Regions from separate parts of the Homo sapiens genome. Here region 2 is linked to region 1. Evidence: read pairs that join two places in POLR2A ChIA-PET (ENCODE). Cell type or tissue: PC-3. All regions are shown on one strand. Links, peaks and the distances in the headings refer to the core of each region. The heading gives the core; the rest is flanking DNA. Region 1 has its middle 110 kb from the start of LINC00520. Region 2 has its middle 200 kb from the start of EXOC5.

What was found. ChIA-PET counts read pairs that join two places held together with the same protein. Peaks named below come from ENCODE experiments on the same cell type or tissue, not always from the same donor. Only the 100,000 strongest peaks of a DNase experiment are listed, where the experiment ranks them.
Region 2: POLR2A ChIA-PET joins it to region 1 with 15 read pairs; 1 of 35 experiments calls an interaction of 5 or more read pairs at or near these places.

What each region holds. Positions count from the first base shown.
Region 1 is chr14:55,684,748-55,695,680 of GRCh38, reverse strand. No RefSeq gene overlaps it. Among named protein-coding and RNA genes, the nearest start is that of LINC00520, 110 kb to the left of the region's middle. In PC-3, for the core only: no CTCF peak of the experiment used is centred there; DNase peaks (open chromatin) are centred at 4,980, 5,170, 5,250 and 6,920; H3K4me3 peaks cover 1,603 bases; H3K27ac peaks cover 1,878 bases.
Region 2 is chr14:57,062,092-57,073,024 of GRCh38, reverse strand. No RefSeq gene overlaps it. Among named protein-coding and RNA genes, the nearest start is that of EXOC5, 200 kb to the left of the region's middle. In PC-3, for the core only: a CTCF peak has its summit at 5,937 (motif pointing right); a DNase peak (open chromatin) is centred at 5,924; H3K27me3 peaks cover 6,805 bases.

The DNA of each region.
Region 1 (10,933 bases), core at 1,819-9,818:
ATAAGTAAGCTAGACTGAAACCTTGGCGCAGTAAGTTCTACTTCCAGCTGACTTTCTATATGTCATCTATAACAAGATACAACCTTGCTTTGTCTTGGTTACCTCACCTATAAAAGGCCGATGATAGTCTAGTAAAGTCTGTTATCTGGCATGGAAGGAACTTGGTGTTTGGAATTCTGCTATTATAATAGAAATAAAGACATGCAGGGTAGGGAGTAGAGACAGCAAGACATTCAGGACAGTGGCATGTACTCTGATAGGGTCTTTACTGGCTCAGAATCTTGTGCTTTTTCTTTTTCTGGAACAGAATGAAGATTTTTAAATCTTTTGCTGTGAGTTTGAACAGGCACTAAAGAACCAATCCAAACTTATCAAATTATCTGTTTAATAAGCCAATTTATTTCATAAACAATTGAATTGTTAATGAGCAGTAATTATTCTCTCCCTGGAAGTTATCCTGGCTTAGCTTTGTGGGGCTTTGCCCTAAGCACGAGCAGATTAGTATTCAGCCAAAGACTCAAGGGAATCCCTGTTCAATTTCTGAAACTCTATAGCTCCATCCTCTTGGGTATTCTGCTCCACAAAGTACAGTTGGTTTGGCTATCTCAAACTCTAACTTCTATCTCTTCAACTCCGTGAGGCTGCATGACTCTTTAACATTCCCTTCCTCACACTATATTTTGGACATGGCTCCCAGGCAGAGACTCTCGAGAGTGAAGGCTCATCTCATTTGTCCCCTGTTTCTCAGTCACCATGGTCCTGTTGTCTGTTGTCCAATGTCTAAAAATGGTGGATTCTGTATTTTGTTCAGGTTTTTAGTTACTGGTTGTTTTTGTCATCATTATTTTCTACTGTTGCTTTTTTTCCCAGTCTTCTTTTTAGTATTATGTTTTATTCCCTTTCTTTTCAGCTGTGCCCCTTTGTATAATTATTTTTATTTGTTGCTCTAGAGATTACATTATGCCTCCTTATCAGTCTATCTGAAATTAATGTGGTACTGCCCCATGTATGCAAGAACATTACAATAACATAATTCCATTTGTCCCAAGTATTTTGTGCTCCTTCTGTCATGTATTTTACATCTATATAGTTTTACTTTAAAATTTAGTTACCCTTTAAATAAGTTTTTTAAAAATAAAAAGATAGTCTTTATATTTTCACATATTTTGCCTTTTTGGAACTCTTCATTTCTTCCTGTGCATTCAAGTTTTCATCTGGTGTCATTACCTTTACCTCCAGCTACAGGGAACTGCGTTTAGCGTTTCTTATAGTGCTGGTGTATGGGTGATAAATTCTCTCAGCTTTCATTTATCTGAAAATGTCTCAAGTTTATACCTTTTTATAATTCTTCTATTATCATTTTAGTGAGATCTTCGGAGGGAGAAGAGAAAAATTTATTCAATACGCTTTCTTTAATGCAAAGTTGGAAGCCTGACTGTATGGGATTCTCTATTTCACTCCTGGCCTCTCCCAGCCCTTTGCAATTCTGGAAAAGATTTTTTGGAAAACACGAACTGGTGCCCAAAGCCCTCAGAGGCCAGGGGCCAGATAAAGCGTGTATAATGGTCACAGAGAGAGGTTTAGTATCCAGGCAACCATTTTAAAAACAATAGTAACAGCTAACATACATTAAGTTTATGTTCCAGACACTAGCCTGAGTGCTTTATGAGCATTCTCTTACCTCATCCTTATAGCAGCCCTATGAGGCAGGGGGAATGAGAAACGTTATTGACTTCCTGGAGTTGCTGTGAGGGTAAAATGGGGTGAGGATAAACCATTAGGGAGAAGGGTGGTAGCACATGGAAAACTCGACATATGTTAACTATTGTTATTATCGCTGTAGCAAAAAAACACAATGATCACAAAGAATATCAATAGGAAGGTGGATCAGCTCCAGACACAGTGGCTTGGCAGGAGGGAGCTAGGGAAATGAAGTCAAAGAGTGACTTCTGAAGGGGAGAGACTGATGGGCAATGCAGGGATGCTGTCCCTTGACTCCCTCCTGCCCACCATATCCCGAATTATCACTGCCTCATAATCTTCCTTTTCCATGATTTGATGGCTGGAGTAGCCCTGCTTACTAACAGGATGATCTGTGCAAGAGACTGATACAGATTATCCTGGTGGACGTCTCTTAATGTTCAATTATAGCTTGGTATTTTGGTTTATGTTTTTAAAACACTTATGTACAAGTCTTGTATATACATGTTGATAGCAGCTTTATTTATAATAGGCAAAAACTAGAAAAATACAAACATTCATCTATAAATGAATAAATCAATTGTAGTATATACATACAATGCCATGTACTCAGAAATAAAAGGGACTATTGATTCTTATTATGCTGAGTGAAAGATGTCAGACAAAAAATAAGTACCTACTGTATGATTCTAGAAAATGCATATTACCATAGAGAGAAAGCATTATCAGGAGTTGCTTGGAGACAGGAAAGTGGGGGAGAAGACAAGTTACAAAGGTACACAAGAAATCTTTTGTGAGTAATGTTTATAATTCATTATCTTGATTGTGGTTCATATTGCAAAATTTATCCAACTGTACACATGTGTGATTTATTCTACATCTATTATATTTTAATAAAACGGTTTAAAAACAACCCATGAGATCTCAGTTAACTCCCACTATATTGGCAAAAGAAAAATGATTTGTAGAATAATACCAAGTGTTGTGAAGTTATAGAGCAATAGAAACTCCCACATACTTTTTATGGAAATGTAAATTAAAACCACCACTATAGAAAACAGGCTTGTGGTTCCTAGTAAAAATATATTCCATAAGCCAAAGTTCCATCCCTAGGTATATGCCCTAGAAAAGCTCCTATCCTCAGACACAGGAACATACGTACCAGAATATACATAGTACCATTATTCACAATAGCTCATATTCTAAAAAATGGACCCTGTTACTGTCCATTTAGAACAGATGGATAAGGACATTTTGGTATATTCCCTCAATTAAACATTATATAGGAAGATGAAGGGGGAAGAGGAAAAAAGAGAGGGGACAGAGAAAGGGAAAAGAAGGAGAAACTCAAGCTATATGCAACCATATTTATGACTCTCATAAAATAATGTTGAGCAAAAAAGGCACATCACAGAAGACATTAATCATCCATCTTAGTAAAGGTCAAAAGCATATAAAACTAAATAATGTACTATTGGATGTGTAAACCTATACAAAAACACTACTTACAAAAAACAAAGGAGTAACATACACGAATTTGGAATTGTGATTATATCTGTGAGTGGTCAGAGTTGGATGGGATTGGGAAAGGATATCCAAGGAAACTCAAAGTAACGGTAACATTATCTCTTTTAAATAGGATAGCAGGTAACCAAGTGCTCATTGCATTCTTATTATTTATACCTCACAGGTATTTTACAACTGTCATTCTCAATCAAATCAATAATAAATAAAAGTAATTTTAAGAAACAGTTATTACCAAATATTCAACTTAGGCACTGTAAAGCTCTATAAAGACTCCAAAGAATAAACTCCTACAACAATACAACTTTCTAGATAACTTTCCAACGTACCAGTAGCAAAATGAAACATGGATTTAAAACACTAAGCATGGTACCTGGAAAACAGCACTCAATAAATGTTTGCAATTATTATAACTGCCATTATTTTGTTGTTGTAATTATTACTAATAATACATGCTAACTGCTTTATAGAGGCATCAGCCACAATCCAGTTAAAAATTGTAAAGTTAACTCCTAGATCATTGTGAGAGTGAACAGAAACTGGGGCAATTATGTGTTAAAGCTACTCATGATATTAAAACCAGGTGCTCAGCACATATGCAAAAGTTCTGTATTCTCCATGCAAATGTGGGTAGGAAATGCAAGCTAGTTTATTCAAAATAGGTGTCCAGATACAGGCAGAAAGTTACCAGGATTAGTTGTCAGGAAAAAAACCTGTTTCATCTGACTGGACATATTTATCTGTTCTAACAGAAGACTAAGTCTATAGAGACTGTTACCTAACAGAACATTAGGGCTAAGATTCCATAAAAACTTTTATACCTGGGTTCCTATATTGTCCTCATAGTATTAGGTGAGTAAACCACCCTGTCCTTGTTACCAAAAGTGGGAAAAACTTACACTTGTCTCATCTTACATTATTCCAAGCAATTCCTTCTTCGAGGGGATAAAAATCATAATATTGGTCAATTGGAGAACAGCATTCATGCATATTCAGACTTTGTCAGGGTGGATAACAAAGAAATTCACTGAAGAGGAAAAAAGCTTCAATTTGACTTATTTCTGAAAAAAATATTCTCTGTGTGACATGATGAGAAAATATCAAGAAACACCAAGAGAACCACCAACTGGAGCCAAACACATGTTGCAGTCTCTGTTCCTCTCCAAATTTGTAGAATTTATAGAAGTGGTATAAAAATACTTAGTAAATATTTTAAAACCTTGAAAACAAGAACACTCATTTAATAAGAAACTGTGAAGAAATTGCAAAAGAAGAAAGGCAAATTGAAAACCATATGCATGACTTTCAGTGTGTTCCCCAAACCAGCAGCATTAGCTGCCGGGAATTTGTTTGAAATGCAAATTCTTGAACCCTAACCCACACCCACTGAACCAGAAACACAGTTTGGGAACTGAGAATGTTATCAATTAATAAATTTGATTTTAACAAGTATAAAGCATACTTTCAATAGTTTGGAACATTTACAGATATTGACTATATAATTGGCAACAAAGGAATTGTTAGAGAAAACTCTAACAATTATTGCATTTGGGTTAGAATTTGCTAGTCACTGATACAGTTTGGATGTTTGTCCCCTCCAAATCCATGTTGAAATGTAATCCCCAGTGGAGGGATTACATTACCTAGCAGGAGGTATTCAGATCACTGGGGCAGATCCCTCATGATTTGCTTAGTTAGCATGATGAGTGAGTTCTTGCTCAGTTAGTTGACACGAGATCTGGTTGTTAAAAGTGCACAGTCCCTTCCCCTTCTCTCTTGCTCCTGCTTGCCATGCAATACTCCGGCTCCCCCTTTGCTTTCTGCCATGATTACAGGCTTCCTGAAGTCTCATCAGAAGCAGATGCCAGCACCCTGCTTTCTGTACAGCCTGCAGAACCATGAGCCAATTAAGCTTTTCCTTATACATTACCCTGCCATGGGTATTTCTTTTTAGCAATGCAAGAAATGACTAACACGGTCACATTTTAATTTTATTTACATAGCTAGCAAGGAGAAAAACTAGATGCAGAGGTTTGATAAGCCTGCACAATTTAGGTGGCAATGGAACTTACCAACACAATTCATCAACATAAGTAAGCAAATTTCCATTTCCTGTAACTATAGTCTGTGGATTAACTCAACAGTAACATATTTTATATATTTTGAAATGAATACTGCATTCACTAAATAGGAACTTTGTGTTTGGCACTGGATGAAATCCCAAGAACTCTGTATTGAATAGCTCAGGAAGAACCTGCTATTGACTCATAAACTCGTAACTGCTAGATTCTTCATAGCAAAAGCAAGAGACAACGCAGAAATGCAAATCTAAATAAGACCTTTCCCCACCTGTTTGATTCTGTTTCCTATGTTCTGAGGTCACTGGAAAATAAATATTCCCCAACTCCCTCTTATTTTTTAACTGAAGAGGGTAACAACCAGTCTGGTATAGTAACCTGAAAACTCAAACTTTCAGATAATGAAATCATTTCCTGCCAAAGCTTCACATTCTTGTTGACACATTCTTATTCTAAACCAAGACTAAATAAATTTCTTTTTTGGTTTATAATTTCTTTCTGAACTCTCCACAAATTCAGGAAATTGGTGTCATATAGGTCATATTCACTGACAAAAATGCAATATTAGAAAAGGATCCTTTAAAAATCTACACATGTGAAAAATATATAACACACTCCAAAAAAAATAAAAAAGCTTAAAGAAAGCCCAGCTGAAAGTGGGAATGTATAAATTGTGGCATATTCTTAGTTCAAAATGAATAAATTTTAAAGTTAATATTGAATGAATAACGCAAATGGCAGAATGATTTGTATAAATTTTGAAAACATGCAAAATAGTATTACATTAGTTATGGATACCTACCTATGGTATTGATAATAACATGAAATTAAATGATAAATCTCAGCTTCAGTGCAGTGGCTACCTCTGAAAATGCAGGGAAATTTGATGGGGGTTATACAAGATGTTTCAACTGTAGCTAATGTTTTCTTTTATTTAAAAAATTCAAGCGAACAGAAGGTGGAGGAACACAGACTTTTTCTCTTATTTTCTATGCTTTTCTATATGTTTGAAATATTCACAATTTAAAAAAATTAAAAACTGGAAGACTAACAAAATACCTATATATCAAAATCTGAGGTGCAGGTAAAGAAGTCCAGAGGAAAATGTATAGCCTAAATTATTAGAAAACAGGAACTGAAAATAAATGAATTAAAATTTACAGGTAAGTTGGCAAAGAAAATAAAAAAAGTATAAAAACATAAATGAATTGAATATAAAACAAAATACATAAAACATGTGCTAAGTTGTCCAATATAATTTAAAACTGTTGGAAAAATAAACCAACATGCCAGACCAGTGACTCGTTTTTGATCTCAGAACTGCTTTAGACTTAAAATCTTATTTCTATCAATATTCAACGTACTAGAAATTAAAACCAAGAAAATTGGAAGTTTACTAATTTAAAATAACAATATAATGAACATATTTTCATGAACTATAACTTCATTTTCCAAAACTCAAAAGATATAATGAGAAGAGTGGCATGACTTTACATATTTGCAAATCTTTTTTGTAGGGAAGGGGTCTCCCTATGTTGCCTAGGCTGCTCTTGAACTCCTGGCCTCCTCAAGGGATCCTCCCACTCCGGCCTTCCATAGTGCTGTAATGAGTCATGAGCCACTGCACCCGGCCTTGTAAATCTCTTTAATTCCTGGCCTAATAGAAGGCAACTGCTTCTGAATTCAATCTGTTGTGATATGTTGTTTTAGTTGAAGTATATGAAAAAAATCTGGCCTCACACAGACATATCCTTGGAAAAAAGGCAGCCATTTCAGACAACTGTGGATGTTCTTTAATGCTACAGCCAAACTCAAGTGGTAATTTATTAAAGATTAACCACAATATGGAGTCTGAAATGATATCAATGAACTTTTTGCACTGTTACATTAAAATCCATTGGTTTGTCTTGCCCTTTTTTTTTTTTTTTTTTTTTTTTGAGATGGAGTTTCTCTCTTGTTGCCTAGGCTGGAGTGCAGTGGCACAATCTCAGCTCACTGCAACCTCCGCCTCCCCGGTTCAAGTGATTCTCTCACCTCAGCCTCCCGAGTAGCTGGGATTACAGGCGCCTGCCACCACGCCCAGCCCTGTCTTGCTTTTTGAAGGGATTTTTCACCCATGCATGACTTTGTAACACTGTGCATTGATAATTTGGAAAATACTGGTTCACTGAGTTATACAGATCTTCCAAATGTTTACACACTTCATTACACATATCACAAAATCACATTCATTACCATCACTACTGATCTCATCAGAAGACATTCTTAGGTGACTTTGATATTGTAGTAGGACTTTTACTGGGATGAGTAGTGGTGTAAATACAGTAACAAACAAACAATTGGAAGCCACTGCTTTTAACACTTGCTGAGGTACCATTCAGCGCAGATTCAATATGGTGAAAAAGGCAAATAACGTCTTATTATGAAAATTAAGTTTGACCTTGCAAACTCCTAGAAAGGGTCTTGGAGATTCCCAGTGGACTGCAAACCATACTTTTGAGAACCACAAAGGTAGGCAATCCCTTGCAAAGTAGAATCAAGACAAAATGAGAGAAGGCACCTTAACAACAGGAACAAATGGAGGGAAAAAAATGAGTAAATTTAAAAATTATCAGACTATGTATAGTCTAATTTTAAAAATTACTCCAGTAATTTATATAATTACACTCACATTTATAAATGCATACATATATAAAAAAAATTTTTTTTATGAGTATAAATAAGGCAATCAAGCCAGACAGCTTAGGTTGGAGGTTGGAAACCTGGTTCCTCTACTTAGTAGCTGTGAGACCTTAATTTAATTATCCTCCCTGTGCCTCAGTTTCCTTATCTATAAAATGAAGATGATGAAAGCACAACCCCCTGGCCAGTTAAATTCTAGGGAAGATTAAATGAACTAACGTAACTGCTTAAAAAACATCTGGCATGTGATAGGTTGTACAAGTGGTATGTTGGCTGCCTTGTAGAACTCTGCCAACAAATATGAAATGGCCAGATTTTCTAGGAAAATAAAAATGACAAAAATGTAGTCAAGAAAAAAAAATCTACCACCCAGGTTGCAGAACAGCCTAACAAGTTAGTGTCCTTTCCCAACCATAGTCTTCAACTCTGCTTTGCGGAGTCTCCCTCTTCTGCACATCCTAAGCAGACCCAAAAGCTGTTCTGTAACTTCGGTTAATACAAGTCCAGTCCAACCCAGTGTAATAACCCATCTCCCATCTGCCCCCTGGCTTTAATAATGTCAACAAGGAATCGTCTTTTCTTTCATTCTTCCTTTGCCCTTCCTTTTCTGGGGACCCAAATGAATGAGGTCAAGGGACAAACGTGTCTTAACAAACGAGGGTATAACTGCAGCCTCCTTCTGGTGGTAACTGCTTCTCCCTACATCTCATCCTGGGCAGATTCCACAAGTGGCAGGTGCCCATATGCAGTCTCTGTCCCGGGATGCAAGACACATGAAAAATCTAGCTCTAACTCTGTGAGCAACACAGCTATTGCCCACAGCTATACACCACATAGCCTCTTGCAGCTAGAGTGAAACGCATGCAAGGCAGCTCAAGCCTCGATGCTTTACACAATATCACTACCTCCAGGAAATGAATTAGTTTTCCTACGCCAAACCCAAGGGTATGGCCGGCTTCACAGGCATCCCCACTCCTCCCTTCCACGTCTCTCTCTTCTCTTTTGGGGGATCAAGAAGTCTGCCCCTGACTATTCTTTATTCTCTTCCTGTAAGCTTCCTTCAATGTGTAATTTTCTTGGGGCTTTCTGCCTCAGTTGACTGTGATGGTGGCAAGGAGAGCCATTTGAGTTTGATGACACAGAATTCCTTCTCTTCTGATGCTCCCTTCCTCTCCTGGAGATAGGTTTGTAATATACTGGGAGAAGGTGGACAGTCGGGGATTGAGGCAAGGAGGCTAGTTTGGCCTTTAATCACTCAGTGCAACTAAGGAGCTGCGAATATTTAACTGTAAGGGGAATGAACGTAGAGCACAGAATTATCTTTGCATATCTGAACAATCACTGAGAGTGTGATAAGATTTTCCTATGTGATTCTGTAGTGAGAAAGGACAGATTGATGCAAGTATCAGGGACACAACTTTTAATAATGTCATAGAAGAACCATTAACAGTTACAGCTGTCAAGTTAGAAAAGGCAATGTTATGAACTTCCTGCTACTTCAGAGGCAAAAGATGAATGACTGTAAGGTTGAGATGTTGAGGGAAGGGATACAAACTGACAGGAGACTGGACTGTGTCCCCAGAGTCCTTTGAAATTTATTTTTTTTAATTCAAACATACAGAAAGGTTGAAAAAATAATAGAATTACACAATTATTCTGAGGAACTTAGCTCTGAAGAGAGAAAGAGTAGCAAGAAGACACTGTAACTTGGAAGGCAGAATTTGTTCGTTACAGGTGGCAGCAACATGAGCACCTTTAGGCAATGGGAAAGGACAAAGGAAAGAGGCTGATGATGTAGTATCTGGCCTTCAGATCAATTTCCCAAGGATTTGCTGAAAGCAGCAAAGGTAGAAAAAGGTAGCTTGAATCCCCACACCAGTCCTCACTGGCCATAAGAAGTCACTTCAGTTGATTTCTATATGCCTTAGAAATACTATATGTGCAGTGAAGTGAAAAGGTAAGGAAGCACCACTTTAGATAATCTTCAACCTCCAAAAATGAATTTTATCCATTCACTCATTTAAATAGTTGAGCACAATGAAGTATCAGGCACTGTCTCAGGCTACAGATACAGCAAAGAACCAAAGAGATGTTTCTTGTCCTTGTGGAGCTTACTTACTGGTGGGAACAAGGAGAGTAGAAATCAAGTATGACAGACAATAAGGCAGAATAGGGAGGGCAGAAGGATAGCGGACAGTCAGGAAAGACTTAATTAGAAGGGTGACATTTAAGCAGATTTCAACATAGTGAAGGAGCAAGCCAAAGCTGACACACCAGAGGAGAGTTCCAAGCCCAGAGAACAGAAAATGCAGAGGCCCCATGACAGAAGCATGACTGTTATGTGCACAAAAATAACAAGATGACCACAGTGCAGCCTAATGGGTACTTTAGTACTCAATGGCACAAGATATTTCTCAGTGGTTATTTAGCATCTGAAGTGTTTTTAACAAATTATTAAAAAAACTTTCATTGGCTGGGCACAGTGGCTCACACCGGTAATCCGAGCACTTTGGGATGGGTGGATCACTTGAGGTCAGCAGTTCGAGACCAGCCTGGCCAACAAGGTGAAAAACTCTTTCTACTAAAAATACAAAAATTAGCCAGGCATGGCGGCAGGCGCCTGTAATCCCAGCTACATGAGAATTGCTTGAACCGGGAGGTGGAGGTTGCAGTAAGCCCAGATAGTGCCAATGCACTCCTGCGTGGACAACAGAGTGAGACTCTGTATCAAAAAAACAGTAACAACAACAACAACAACAAAAAAGATAACACATGTAAACTGTGTAACCGTGCCTGAAAAAGAAAACTAACAGTTAATTATTATTACTTCAAAAAAAAATAGTAATGGTAAAAATAGAGCTCCTCTACCTGAAGTGTGGGTGTTTAGTCTGAAATCCTAAATGCTTGCTCTGTCCTTTCTGAAACCCCAGCACTCCTGGGGCACTTTA
Region 2 (10,933 bases), core at 1,464-9,463, 1.4 Mb before region 1:
ATTATCTCTCTCTTTGTCTCTTTCAAATTCCTCAAAATCATAGATCATTATTCCCTATTTAATATTTAGTAGGCAGTTGTTTTCACTTGGCTGGAATTCATGTAAAGGAATGGGGTAAAGTAATTTTAAACATCATTTTAATTTTTAAAATCAACTTCTTGGCAATTCTGCTTCAAATACATTGTATTGGTTATTTGAAGTAAAACAATAATTCATATTTAGACTTTTCACTCATAGAACAAAAAATGAAATATTTTACCTGCTTCTAATAATGTTTAATATTAAAACAGTGATTGACTATGTCCTAGCATTACAAAAGGGCCAGCTGGCTGCTCTGTAGCAAAAGCTACCACGAAAACGAGGACAGCAGTGGATTTCTATGGTTTTGTTCTTTACAGAATGGAGGTAGATCATGAATAGTGGTCACAGTTTAAGATTGTTAGAAAGTTAAAGATAGGAATAAAAAGGGATGTTAAGCCATTTATTCAAAAATGCAAAATCAAAATTCTTCAGGCACGTGCCAACAGACATAGGCCTGTGGGGATCTGAACCTACAGGCCAAAGGCATCTCAGCAGAACTTGATTTTTTTGTTTGTTTGTATTCTTTCTATAACGACTTCACATCAATAGGAATATAAGGTAATTGTATTAATAAGAACAGGGCTAAATAATCATTTCCCTAGAGAATTGTTCAGTTTACTTCTGGTTCATATCTGAGAGTTGAGAGAATCCAAGGAAAAGAAAGGAGCCAGAAATGGTTCTAGGAGGGCTTGAAGGGAGGAGGCCTTTCTCTTGCCTCTGGGCAGCAGCCCTCCCCAAACGAGGAGAAGAGAAAAGCCAATTCACTGATGAGGAAATGTTTAATGAACTTCTCAGAATACCCACCACTGCCTGAATTAACCAAATGTGCACCAAGCTGATAATAGACAAACAACCTGCTTCAGCTTTGAGAAGCCTGGTTCTTGCCCCCTCGTGTAAAACAATTTCTTTCTCCTTTAACACAGTTTCTTCCTGGAGAATGTTTTCAGTGGGAGATAATGCACAGAAGGTGTACAATACCACTGGTTGTCAAAGAAAAGAGGCTGGGGTTCCTTCTAGTGGGTGGTAGGTAAGAATTACTAATCCAATCTGCTTGAGTTAACTCAAAACAAGGATTAGTGTAAAGTTCCAGAATATGTTAATCTTCCTTTATAGAAGTAAACTTCGGCACTGCCACCAACCCCATGGTTTATAGTTCCTGGGAACAATGAGCCAATTAAACTTGAGAGGGAAAAAGAATCTTGCCCAAGTTTACTGATTGTTACCTAATACTTGGAGTTGCTTTGATTCTTGATTATTTGGCTTTGTGTCTAAGACACAGGAAATAAAACATCATTTATTATTCATTAGAATGTTCCTAAATACAGCATACCTCCTAATTAAACACATACTCTTGTGCACTGGTATTTTTCGTCTCCCACCTTATTAAAGAGGCTGTTTAAAATGGCTTTTGTATATAGCTGATCTTGCTTTGCCAAATGTGTCCATCAATATTAATATACTTTTTTCAAAAGCACATCTTTAGAGCTTACATGATTAATGAATGGAACAAATTGTTAGTTATTTGGGTTTGACCCACTTGGTAGAGATTTTCAAATGGAAAAATAGGTTCTTTTTTTCAGAGTAAAAACATAGGAAAGGCTAGCAAAATATCTCCCCTTCTCCCCATCAATTTGACAATCATTTTGGGGAATATTTTTGCATCTAAAACTGTTGACATTAACTTAATTTTAATTAAGCTTTTCATATCTGAAAAATTAAAGTTATTTGCTTTCATTTATTTATTTGTTTGCTTTAGATAGGTAATGACTGGCTTATTGAAGTATTGGATCAGGAATAGAAGTTGCAGAATATCAATTACTTTGATCATTAGTGGTCAGACAGTTATCAAAAACTACTCAAATAACTCAATAACAACAACCAACATAATAAATACTTACTAGGTACAGGAACACCTTACATATTTCTTTATTTAAGCAATTTAAAATCAATTTTAAGGTTTAGTTTGTGCTGCTTAAAACTAATAGGGACATGCTCATGTAACATCTCAAGATATCCTAAGTTAGCTTATATGTTAGAATACCTTCTACAGAGATTTTTTGTTTTAAGAGCTTGCTGGGAAATGCTAATTTTTCAATTAATGAAATTTGCAATGAGATCACTATATTTTGAAATTCTGTATCTTTCAAAGAATATATTTTCATTATTAATTTAAATTTCAGGTGCCAGAATCATTTTTTAAAATAGTGTATTTAAATTTATTTATACTATTCAGATTTAACAACTTGATAACTTGAACCAAATTTCATTTTCTATTAGCAGGCTTTTTATCTTGTCTTACTGTTCAACATCAAATTAAAGAAATGAAACGAACATTGGAAAAGTTACTAAAGTTCAAAATGTCGATTCTCTTTTCTCATCAGTGCCCATGTATAAACTTCCTACACATCTTTGGGAGCAGTCTCCCTCGAATAGGCTTACATGAATGCAGTTCAAGAACTTGGGCTTTTTGGTATAGACAGTCTAGCAATGTTCTTGAAGATTGGGAAATTGTTTACATTCCAAGTATGTGAAAATGTCTATGTGTTGTTGTTATTGTTGTGTGTGTGTGTGTGTGTGTGTGTGTGTGTGTTTGTAATTTTTGGATTTTATTTGCAGTATCAGTATGCAAATATATTTATTATAAGTTGAATCTCATTGAAATGAAAATGAAAAGGCAATACTATTCCTTTAATATGGTTCACTAACCTTGTTCACACTGAGTTACTGATGCTCAGTAGGAGTTTGCCAACACCAGTTCTACTCAACCCTTGATGATTATGGAGGATTTAATTACAATTGAAAATGTAAAAAAAAAAAAAGGAGTTGAAATCTAATCCAAAAATCAATTTTGCATAGAATTTAATAACAGATAAAAGCTTAAAATTCTATAACAAACAAATGAGAAATATCAGCACTAGGAAATAAGACTTTAGTTTCCAGGATCAATCCCACTACCTGTGTCAATGCATCCTGACTTCGCTTGTTTTATCAACACATGACAAAGGCATTGGTCTCACACTGAGGCATGGTAAATACATTACGAAGTAAAGACAAACACTATAAACAGGACAAACCCTGCGAGGCAAAGGCACAAACAAGGCTGCAAGCAAATAGTTTCTCCCTCTCTTGTATTTAGGCAGATTTCCCTGGAACCACAGTCTTTAGTTTTTAGATTCTTGTTTTTTTTTTTTTTTTTCTTTTTTTCCGAGACGGAGTCTTGCTCTGTCACCCAGGCTGGAGTGCAGCGGCGTGATCTCGGCTCACTGCAACCTCCACCTCCAGGGTTCAAGCAATTCTCCTGCCTCAGCCTCCCGAGTAGCTGGGATTACAAGCATGCGCCACCACACCGGCTAATTTTTGTCTTCTTAGTAGAGACGGGGGTTTCACCATGTTGGCCAGGCTGGTCTCGAACTCTTGACCTCGTGATCCACCCACCTCGGCCTCCCAAAGTGCTGGGATTACAGGTGTGAGCCGCTGCGCCTGGCCCATATTCTTGCTCTTGTGCCTGCTGTGAAATGTATGGGAAACAGTCTTTAGTGGTTGCCCATGAAGTTAAGACAGCTCAGGAATGGTTTATTTCTCAGACGCCTCTTCTGTATTTGCCACACACACCAACAGAAAAACCACAGGAAAGAATCAGTGAAGTTTCCTGCATTTTTCCTTGTTTGGCTTGAATGCCTGCAATAGGGGCTCAGGAGCGTGGAGCTGCCCTCTGTTTTATTTATAATATGAACCTCCTGATACATTACAGCAAAAGTTAGCAAATATTATTTACAGTGTAGCATGTGTTTCCATTATATTTTCTTGATGCAGCGATCTGGGTTCTTAGAAAGCTGACTTTTTAGTTGTTTTTTTAAGCATGGACAGTGATAAAATATCAAGATTTGTGAAAAGGCATCCACTTCAAGATAAAGTTACTGCTACAATTTTAAAGGATGACTGTTGAAATTGCTGGTATGTCCTTAATATTGAACCCCAAATTTTCCCATTAGGAGGCCATTAGGACTTTGATGACGCCTTCAATGTTCCCCAGCCAGGCCTCCTCACTAGGTTCTTCTGCAAATAAATAAACAGTCCCCCTCCCCAGTGTCCCGGCTTCCCCAGGGGAGGAGCCCCTGGCTGGTGTGCAGGGCATCTGACTCACTCTCCTTTGGGTAACACTAGTAATAATGTAACTGTATTATGGTCCTGGATGGAAGGGAACAGCGGATCATTTGCTTGAAAACACGACCTTTTAATTTAAACAAAAGGCTTGAAAAAATAAAAGTGGGTCTTAAATGCAGTTTAATCAGTCAGGCGAGAGATGTCTAATGAAGCTGCCAGACGGATTTGTAGCCAGGCTGTCACTTCGGCCATCATGTTTACAGCTCCGGGAGTGAGATTAGCACTGTGTGAAGGCACAAACTCGGTCAAAATTTCCTGTGTCTGGGATGCCTGTAAATTTTGACAATTTGACAAATTATTTTGTTGCAGTGATGATGGTTTGGAAAACCTGACATGTAAGAATTTAGTTCTTTGATCTTCGCTTCTTTACACTGGCCCTAGAGAGCATTATATCATTGCAACAAAAGGTAACAACCAAAACCAAAACATTGATAATTGGATTTTTACATTTTATATATACATATATATATATGTATTTATAAAATATTATTTCATCTGGTGCTTTCAAGGAAAACTTGCCATTTTGGCCCATATTTCAGCTAAAAATTCTTTCCAAAGATTTTTTTTTATAGAGGAAAATCACCTATGTGTTAGTATGACAATATCATGTCATAGTTATGAAATAGTTCTTCTACAATTTGAATTTTCATTGCTTTGTACCTTTTACCTTCAGGAAAAATGCCATCCTGTCTTGGAGGTGTTTAAGTAAGTATTGAGGAATTCAAGTCAGTATTTTACTGTATTAGTATTCCTTCTTAGCACTGTTAGACAAGCCAAATCATAATTTTCTTTTGAAATAAATGTGCACTCAGTGTATACTTGAAAACATGCAATCAAAAGGAGTGGTCAGAAAACTTAAGAAGAATAGAAACTTTTTAATTATTGTTTTTCAGTAATTAAAAAATATTTTCCTTTAATTTTTTTTGAAAATTAAAGGAAAGGGAATAATTGCCCTGGGAAAAAAAGAATGGTTGGGTCTTTTTATTTCTTTTCTTCTTTTTCGAGTTTGCCATATTTATTTGCTGCAAATGGCATGCAGTTGTGCATAAACATTAATATTATCCACTTTGTTTCCTCTTAATAATACAGGGAAGCCTCAGCTTAATCTCTCACTCATTTCATGCCAAAACACAAGTGTATTGCTTTTGTTTTACTACATGTTTCATTCCATCTGTTGGGAGCCCAGTAAGTCAATATTTATCACATTTATAGATTCTGAATCACTAGGGGAAAAAAATCACTTCTGGGAAAAAACGTGCATCTATCATTCTCAACTATTTCAAAGTTTAAAAGTGTTGTCTCTGTGATGTTGACTTTGGTTTTTTGAGCTAAAATAATGCAGCTTGCATTATGTTTTAATTAAAGCAATTTTAAACTACATGTTTTCAAAGTTTTTCGTTTTCCCCAAACCTCTCTGTAATTGCCTTGTCATGATTATCATTTTCCTTTCACTGTTGCTTTCTATAGAAGCCCCAGGAAAGAGTTACTAAAAATTAAATTTCATGCTTGCATGTGTTTCTGTGATCTGCAGCGTGTATGATCTCTGAGTGGAAAACTTCTCTGAAAATAAATGGATTACCCTTTTTACTACACTGTCTGATGTCTCTTCAGCAGATAGCATTGCTTCCCTGTGATCTCTAACCCACCACAATTGAAATGACAAGCGTTGAAATGGGGGCCTCACGGTGGCGCCCTCTGCCTTTGCCGGCCCTTTCTGCAGCACGGAACGGTTCACGCCGCAGAGCACCGGTTCTCAAACTTGAATAATGCCTGGACACCCTTGGGAAGGATAGAATCATCTTCAGAAACCCCACAACACGTCAGTGGAGTCCACTTTGAGAAATGCTGACCTAAAAATTAGAATCTTATTCTATTAAAATGGCTTACATTTGAGAATTATCACTGCAAAGAAAAGTTCCGTCTTTAGAACTGCTAAAAGGTTGAGTTTTTACATCTTTACTCTGCTATTGAAACAAAACTATTAAAATTATCTTAAATATCCTGAAAGTCTCAGACTCCTGAAAACGTGTCCACAGATCCCTGCTTGAAAAACCTGCCGGAGTACCTGCTTTTCCTTGCATTTGTTGGCAGAAGATGAGCGTTTGACCTTTTACAAACTGCTCTGTAAATATCATCATTGCTTAGTTTGTGAAAGACTAATGTGTTTCCACTAACAAAACTGTCTTTCCAGGGTTGCTGCTTTCTAGAATAATGCTTGTTTTCCTACTGGGTTTTCTGTTGCTGGTGTTTTTTTTAAAGGCAACCAAATTTGTCTAAGGGATTGCACTTTAAGGCAATCCAGGGACTTTTAATGAAGAACTGATGAGAAAGCCAAAGTCTCTGGTTGAAAAAAAAAAAAATGTGACAAAGTAGCAGATCTCAAAAATATTAACCAAGTAGATTCTCTAATATTTGATACTTTAAACGCAAACTGTTTTCTAAACAATGTTTGTAAGCAAATGTTAAAAGTATTTTTTTCCGGGATTACTGCTTCTATATTAAACAGATAGTATGAACAAACGATAGAGTTGGCTTTTCTATCCTCACAGCAATCAGTAAGTGTGGACTTTTTTTTTCTTAAGAAGAAACACCAAAATAAATGATTCCTCTAAAGGATCTAGTATTCCAAAAAGGGTGAATAAAGAAAGTTTAGAACATTGATATTTCCATAACATAACTAATATGTTATTGTTTGTAACAGAGGAAGGAAATAAACCAGTTGACAGTACTATTTATAAAAGAGCTTTGAATTAAAGTCTTTGGCTAGGAAAATCAAGCCATATTGCTCAAAGGTACTAGGATTCCTCTAGTCCTTCATGGATATTGGAATTCTAATGAGCTTACAACCACAGGTGAAGCTGGCAAAAGTTGTCTTTTGAGCCAACCCACACACCTCGAAAACAAATATATAATAGTTATTCATGTGCCACCATGGGAATGTACCATAAAACCAACAGAAAGAAAAATAATAAACATGTCATACAATAAGCATATGCTATGATGCGTGGCTTCAGATTTTCAATAGCTGAGCTTTATTACAATAACCACAACATGAACAGCTTTGGGAAACAACAACAGGGTCAACACGTAGGCCAAAAGAATCCATCAGTCAAATGGTCTTCTTTTGAAAACCCAGCTATCTGTGTTGAGCTAGAGTTAAGTGCTTTGTACCAGAAGCCTTTGTTCATCCTAGCAGCTTCATAGATATAAATAAAACTAGTTTGCCTGGATTGAAATTTATTTTTGATATGTCATTAAAGTTTTGTAAGTAAATTATTTATTATTAATCTCAGAAAGGGTTCTATTTTAATTAACCCGATATGTGATCATGCTGTATATTCTAGAAGACCCCAAGTAATCGGTTCTAAAAGCCTAAAAATTAGGAAAATGTGCACTTCCCAAGAGGCTCAACATGCCTTTTGTGTAAGAATTAGGTAGCAGTTCTTTTAGATGGTTATTATTTTGTGGGCTTAAAATACTGCATCAAAAATGATTTAAAATGTTTATATAAAATGAAAATTATGTCCTCAATTTCCTGCAGTGTTATTTTAAATTTTAAATATTCAGCAATTTTCAAAAAAATTTAACCCCTTAGTAATTTCTTATAGTTTACATATATAATCCGGCTGTGCTAATATTATTTTATTAAACCAGAATGTGGTAGCTAGAGACAGGGATTTTGTTTCCTCTTCTCTTGTATCCTCAGCACTTAGATCAGTGCCTGACATGTAGTAGGAACCCAATAAATATTCGTTGAATGAATGAATAAATGAATATTATGTTAAGCTGATAAAGGGCATAAATTTTAGTGGTATTTATTACATGAAGATGGTAATTATGGTTATCAAAGTGAAAACAGATACTGCCTTTTGATGTTTGCACTTCCCTAAGTGTGAACCAGCAGCACCTACCCTTTTAAAATGTTCTTGCATCTAGCAGAACTGATTTATTCTTCTCTGACTTGGAAAACTTTCTGCTTCCGAAGAAGATTTTTCTTAAATGAATCCTCACCAGGGAAACGTCTATTTTTAAGCAAACCATAAAGAATTCATTAGTTTATATGATTGTTGCTTTGGCTCTTTCCCATAATATCTTTGTTTTTTGTGAAGCCAGGGAGTGTGCTTTCACCTGTGATCTACAGAATTAAAGCGCAGGGTGTGTCTGATGTGTAAGAGCCCCCACTTGAATGTCTCATAGCACCTGCTGGGCATTAGCCTTTAGGTATACATGGAGGTTTTCTGGGAAAAAAAATAAAATAAAATAAATAATAATAATAATAATAATAATAAAAAATAAAGTCTCTACCAGACTTACAAAGAAGAATTAAGTATTTACTCTTTTAGAAATTCATTCTATTATGAAATCTTAGCACTCAAATATGTCAAGCCTTTTATTTTTCTGTGAAGTAAAATGGCATGCATACCAGGGACAAAAGAACTATTGGCAACGATTGAAATATTTAACAGTGCAGTCGAAGTGGAGGAGAGATATTTCAACTACAAGTAACTACTGTCCCCAGACTTGCATAAGGCACTTTGGGAATTCAAAGCAGAGGAAAATAAGGGATCTGACTTAGAGGACTTGTAGTGAATTGAGGAAATAAAGCCCGCGTACATGTGCAAGCACACACACACACACACACACAAATTAATAAGAGAATAATTAAAAACAACACATGAATAATAATAATTGCAAGATGGCAAGATTAAAAGCTTATATAGAAATCCATGAGTACAAAGTGCCTTCCGAGAGTGGGATTCGTCAGGAAAAGCCCTCTGAAGTAGTGGGATTTGAGCAGAGCTTGTTAAATGCAATATTTTATGTTGCCTTTCGTTCAACAAACATTTGTGAAGTGCCCCTGTGGGTTGGGTTCCGGGTTCGCAAAAGGCTGGGATGTCAAGATGAACAGGACAAGGTCAGATTCCCAAGTCTTGCTGTTCATTTTGCCATCAGCCCAGGCTATGTTCTTAATTATATCACAGAATTTTTAGTTCAGTATTTCCAGATCTAGGGACTGATGTTGATTTTCTCTGGTCACTACAAAAGCAAGAAAAATTAGAAGAACAGTGGAGGCTGTTATCCAAAGTGGATCACCACAGCTGATGTGGAAAAGAAAACCCAAAAATTCTGTGCTAAAAGGAGCCTAACTGAGGTCTCAGGCACACGTGCACTGTTAAAACTTATCTAGCAGTTTGGCCTATTCTGTCAAAAAGTATCCAGGCCAATTATTTGCTATTTTGCTTACAAGCCTTGCTTTATTGAACTTTTTAATTAGTGGAGTGGTTGTTATACAGATGCAGATTTTAAAGGTTTCCTCCAAATTTTCACTGATGTTTTCAATCTCTAGTACTTACAACATTATATTAAACAATTTTTAAGATTTTTAATTTTTTTCATGGAGGAAGGGCTTGTTTTTTAGCTTTTCGAATTGTCACATTTTAAAAACAAAAATTGCCTATGACACACAAGTCCTCCTTTTTCTTCTAGCTGCTGTACCCACCACTGACCACCCTCTGTGAATACCTTTTCTGTGTATTTTCTGGCCTCTCTTCCCGAGACGTTTTCTGGTTGCTCCCCCCTCACTTCTCTGGTCTTGTATGATTGCATCTAAATGTTGCTATCTGTCAGAGGTCTTTGCCTACTTCTACTGAGGCATCTACAGTGTGTTTCAAAATCCCTACTTAGTTGATTTAGTTTTCTCACATCTCAAAACTAGTGTATCCGAAATTAGCCGGGCATCGTGGTGCACGTCTGTAGTCCCAGCTACTCTGGAGGCTGAGGCACAAGAATCGCTTGAACCCAGGAGGCAGAGGTTGCTGTGAGCTGAGATCATGCCACTGCACTCCAGCCTGGGTGACAGAGCGAGACCCTGTCTCAAAAAACCCCCCCCCAAAAACAGCAACAAAAAAGCTGTATCAAATATGGAATTTGCTCTCTTCTAAACGTGCTTCCTTTTCTGCTCACCCTTTCTCTGCCAGTGTTACCATTTTCCAACCTCCCCGCTGAAATGGTACCACATTTTCCAGGTTTTCTGCCTACTTTTCCAATACTTCTTTCTCAGTCTCTTTTGTCAATCTTCTTCTGCAGCTCACTCCCTGAACATCAGTGTTAGCTGGAGTTCTGTCCCAGCTTCTTCTTTCTTGTCATCCCATTTGGTTTTCCATGGTGAGCTCTCTCAAACCTGTGTCTCCAGCCCAGATCCCGAAATCACTGTGTCCAACACTGTATTCATCATTTCTCCCCAATGCCACCCTCTCCCCACTCACCACATGCACCTTTTTGTGTATTCAGTGGCTAGAATGAATGCCTAGGCATCCACTCCAGAAATCTGGGAATCACCCTTGACTCCTTCCCGTACTCGCTTCCCACACTCGGTCAGTCCTGTCAATCAGAACTCCTTTGTGTCTCTGGAGCATATACTCTTCTCTCAACCCCTGTTACCAGAGCCTTATTTTAGGCCCTCATCAATTTTCATCTGGATTTCCAAGGTATCATCTTGGTTAATACTTGTATCAGCCCATTTTCCAGAAGAAAAAAACTGAAGCTTAATGACATTAAGTAATTATTGCTTATGATGACACTTGCTGGTACCAAGATTTGAACATAGGAAGTCCAGCTCTAGGATCCTCACTCTTAAGCACAAATTATACCACGTCTCTGTTTTGGGAAAAGGAAGGGGGCAATTAGA